Regions from separate parts of the Homo sapiens genome. Here region 2 is linked to region 1. Evidence: read pairs that join two places in POLR2A ChIA-PET (ENCODE). Cell type or tissue: Panc1. All regions are shown on one strand.

Region 1 (2,500 bases):
CTCTTAATTTCATACAAAACTGCACTGTTTAATGTTTTCTATAAGAATGCTGACCTTTAATCTCCAGTGACTTGCCACTTTATCCTGTCTCTTTTATCTTTGACTTTTCTCCCAAATCTCTGAATAGTAATAAATTTCATTTTCATTGTGAGCTCATCATACTTTCCCACACATGTAATATCTACTTTTAGAATTACTCCTTTATAAACACACAACAACATAAAAACAGTATGCTAACTGGGCTTGCCCTAGGTTTGTATGAATTTCCCACATGCAGTGGAGTGAGAAAACAGACACAGAACCACAGAACTGTTTTCATCTGGGTGACTAGATAGCTTGGGCTAAGATCGTTGGTTAGAATTCCTACATAGATCTAAAATCCTAGAATTTTGCCATATTTGGTGAGAAAAGCAAGAGTGACACTGGTAGTAGGCAGTATTTCTTATGGGAAAGAAATACTGCAGATTTCTTTTGTAAAAAATATATAGGCAGATTTTTAAAATGACAGTTACAGTACAAATATAAAGACTGTAAATTTGGACTACTTTGTTTTATAACTAAATCAAGATAAAAATGAATCAAATTTAAATAAATAAAATTATTTAGAAATATATTGTTACTGTCCTCACTAAACATCAATATTTGGGTTCATTATTTATTATTGTAGAGCTAAGTTAAAAACTGCCTTAATTATCCTGAATCTTTTCTTAGGTCAAATTTTTCATGGCTTATGTTTCGCTCTTAGTTTGTAATGGAAGAACTTAAAGTTTCAGAATAACTTAATTTCTTTTCAAAGCTTTTCAATCCAGCTTTTGAATATTTGTGTTGTCTAACTTACTGCAGCCAGCACAGATGCTAAAAGTATGTGGTTCCATGCAGTAGCAAAAGCTCCTTCATACCTATTTACATTATTAGAGAGAAGACAATTTCCTTAAAGCAAATCCACAGATAGTTTTTGAGTTAATGTTATATGTGTTTGGTACTATGTCAGATGCTATAAGGTAAATGAAGATATGGAGATGTGACCGAGGAGTTAATCTAGTTAAAGAGACAAAATGTATCAAAATGCTCATGTTTTAAATAACAAAAGAAATATTTAAAAGTCAAATTAATTGTTCTACAGGTACAGTTAAAGAAGGCCCTTCAGACTCCAATGATTAAGGGAGGTTAGGTTTAGCTGAGTCTCAGGGGACAGATAGGATTTGAGTGGGTGAGAAGAGGGGTATTAGCATTCCAGACTGGTCATGGGGGGGCGGGCAAAGGGTGAGGGGCTGGGTAGGAAAAGTTGAATGTAGGAATTACAGAATCTATTCGGAAAACAATTAATAAATAAGCTTGGCAGAGATTTTATGAAGGAAAATAGATAAGATGATGCAATAATGGAGGTTTTGCTCAGATTAGAGGGTTGAGGCAAAGACTATTGGGTTTCAGACTAGGCAGTTTTGGCTTCAGTATGTGCGCCCGGTTTTTTCAAATTGTGTCCCATGGAACATCAATTTTGAAAGGTATGAAGACATGTACTATGAGGGAGCCAAAAAACAGTTCTAGAGGCAATCATTTAACATTGAGTTAAATAAAGTCACGTTTATTTTCTTTAGGAATTATTAGTCTTTAAATAGCAACATGTTTTGTAAATTTCCAAGAAGGTGAGGGGTATAGTATACAGAGTTTTCTAAACTTATGGAAATGAAGAAGAAGGCTCATAGAATAAATATATTGAATTGATGTGATTTGGTGAATGATTAAGCATATGAAGTAAGAAAGAGTATAAAGAAAGATAAAAGATGTTGCAGTTGAGAGATTATTGAAAAATCATGTTTTAATCGTTGCTATCATTTGTTAAACTGCTATTACATACCAGATACTGCAGATGAGGGACTGGGACTCAGAAGTTTAAGTAATTTGTCTAGGTCATATAGATAATGTGGGCTTGTCACAATAGTGCAATCACAGAATAGTGAAATGATTGATGGAGAGGCACCAAAGACATAAGTGAAAGGATGTGAAGTTTCTTTAATCACAAAGGATGTGGAAGCGTATGGTACCAATTACACAAAGTAGGAGGCAGTGTAGCTGACTCCCAGATGGAGGTACAGGTGCACTCAATGCATGCTACACAGTGTGATGATTCTGATTCTGCCAGATGAGCTCTTTTTTTTTTTTTTTTAATCTGTGTGACCATCTGCAAGTCACTGGTACAAAATAACCTCAGCATATTTTTGAGTGCTTGTTGTGGGACTGGGTGAATCAAAGGTCAGTTTCCTAGGAATGGTACCTCTTACAAGGCTCAGGCCTATCTGAGGTTCATTCTTATAGTAACTGTTAGATGCTGGATTTAAATCAAGGTCTATTTTGTTTCAAAGCCTACGTCTGTCCTGTATACTTGACTGCTGATTTTGTGGTATCAATTTAAGAATGGTAGAGCCATGGGAGTACCATCACCTGTGATATTCCCTCTTCAGGTCTACTGAAGAGTTTGATTTCCTTTGTTCCATAGTGA
Region 2 (2,500 bases), 160 kb before region 1:
AAACACTAGAACTTACTATAATAACTTGGATCATGCACCATCCTAGGAACTAGGGTTATTTCCTTGAGACACTTGAGTGAATGGATCAGTTGCCAAGCAACTTGCATTCTTATGGGGCTAGGCTGGGGAACAAAAGGGCACCAGGTGGTAATACATAAAAGGAAAATGACAAAGACACATGGAAAAATAAAGCCTTCATCTGGGAATTGTAGTGTATGCCTGTTCAGAAATTTGGTATATGCTCTTCCTTATTCAATTCATTTCAACAGCTATCAATCTATGATAACATCTTTAATATCTGTGGCTATCCATCCATCACCCATCCATTCATTCACTCATCCATCCATCTGGACAGACTTATTTTGAGTTTAGAAATTACAAATAGTAAGCTAGAACTGTATGTCTCTTATATTAACTACTTTGCCAATAATTATTGTTCATTAATTTTTTACCGTTTCTCATAATTTCGTCTATTCCTCTTACAACTCTATGTCTTATATATATTTTTACTTTTAACCTTCTTCTGGTACATGCTTTCTTTTTCTCTCAGAAGTGATTATAGACAGTGAGGCCACTAGATGGGAGGGAGGAGGGCAAAGTTTAAAAAACTAACTGTTGGGTATTATGCTCACGATCAATTGTACCCTAAACCTCAGCATCATGCAGTATACCCACATAATGAATCTACACATGTGTGCCCTGAATCTAAAATAAAAGTTGAAATTATAAAAATAAAATAAAATCCTATATTCCATCTAAAAACAAAACAAAATGAAAAAGAAGTGATTTTATTGCTTCAGTGTTACTTGGTGCTTAGGCACTCAATCTAGGTGGGAACATAGATTCCTACAGAAGATTGTTGGGCCAGGCCTTATGCCCCCACTCTATATGAGACTTCATTCCTTGGCAGCCATATGCTGAAACCTAACATCCTTGAGTCCAAGTGGAAAACAGTGATGATAGTCTAACATGTCAGAAGTTTGGACACACAGTTGTACATGTAATCAGCTTTATATATTTTAAAACATAGGTCAGTTCTATTTGTTCAAATACACTATAAAAATAAACTTTTTCTCATATAGAAGCTAAAACTAAAGAAAACTATGAGTTCCTTGTTTTTGAGAGCTCTGCCAGCATCATGTCAGATTGTGTTAATGAGGATCTGTACTTTTTAATAGACTGCCCCTAGTACCATGTAACAATTGGAATCCAGTCATTCTCAAGAATTTCAGGAAAAAAAAGTACAATCCAGTTCAGAAACATGTCTCAAGGAACAAGAAACTATTATTTATTTAGTGCCTATTATATGCCTGACGTTGTGCTAGGCATTTCTTGATAGATTTTAAAACTTAATCTTCAAAAATCCTTGTATAGTGAGTATTATTACCCACATTAACAAATATGAAACTAAGCCTTGGAGAAATTAAATAACTTGCACAAAGTTACTCAGCTCCTAGAAGCCGTGCTTTTTGCCCTCAGTATATTTAATTCTACTAAGTTACACTATTGAGGGTCCTGCTGGTGATTGTAGAGACATTAGAGACAGTGTCTCACTCTGTCACGCAGGCTGGAGTGCAGTGGCACCATCATAGCTCACTGCAGCCTTGGACTTCCGGGCTTAAGCAATCCTCCTAAGTAGCTAGGACTGTCCTAGCTACACCTGGCTAATTAAAAAAAAATTTTTTTTTAGGGATAGGGTTTCACTATGTTGCTCATCCTACTCTCAAACTCCTGGCTCTCTCTCTCTCTCTCTCTCTCTCTCTCTCTCTCTCTTTCTTTCTCTCTCTCTCTCTCTCTCTCTCTCTATATATATATATATATATATAGCTTATCTGAAACATAGGAACTTGAACTTAGAACTTTCTGAGACATACTAATACTGATTTCTTTTGCATCATTTAAAAATTACTATCATTCCTCTTTGCAATATGTCTGATTTACTCAGGAGTGAGATACATTTATCAAGATATCCCTGAGCTAGAAATGGAAAAGTTGGGTGTCAGGCTGCCTTCGCAAAAGTGAATCCTTTTAGATGATAATTCTTATGCAGGTAACTAATTAAGGACATGTCTCTAGGAGAACCCAATGATTTCATGAGCGAAGCCAGGGAAAGAAAGAGAATAAGCCATGCAAAAGTGCTTTTTTTTTTTTTCTTGAGACAGGGTGTCGCTCTGTCACCAGGCTTATATAGATGTGTACATATATATGTATACACACACACATATATTTGGGCTTTTATATGTGTGTATATGTTTATAATATATAATATATATGTATGCCTAAATATTAGAAGCTTAAATCAGAAGCTGGCAATTTTCACTGGAAACAACGGAGGGTTCAGTCCAGGTATTCTGCCCCCCAAATGACTCTTTGCTCTCCTGGGAGGGGAAAAGGGAGTTGATACTGAGGGGGATGCTGAAAGGGCTTCATATGTGGGAAGCGATTGCCCTTGTCTCCCACTTCCTCTTAGGGCAGTGGTTTTCAAGGTGTGCCTATCTTA

Evidence for each region. ChIA-PET counts read pairs that join two places held together with the same protein. Peaks named below come from ENCODE experiments on the same cell type or tissue, not always from the same donor. Only the 100,000 strongest peaks of a DNase experiment are listed, where the experiment ranks them.
Region 2: POLR2A ChIA-PET joins it to region 1 with 10 read pairs; 2 of 35 experiments call an interaction of 5 or more read pairs at or near these places.

Annotation. Positions count from the first base shown.
Region 1 is chr4:123,806,001-123,808,500 of GRCh38, forward strand. The region is part of intron 3 of LINC01091 (long intergenic non-protein coding RNA 1091); the gene reads left to right. Among named protein-coding and RNA genes, the nearest start is that of LINC01091, 160 kb to the left of the region's middle. In Panc1, no CTCF peak of the experiment used is centred here; no DNase peak of the experiment used is centred here; H3K27ac peaks cover 484 bases.
Region 2 is chr4:123,643,777-123,646,276 of GRCh38, forward strand. No RefSeq gene overlaps it. Among named protein-coding and RNA genes, the nearest start is that of LINC01091, 5.0 kb to the right of the region's middle. In Panc1, no CTCF peak of the experiment used is centred here; no DNase peak of the experiment used is centred here; H3K27ac peaks cover 1,496 bases.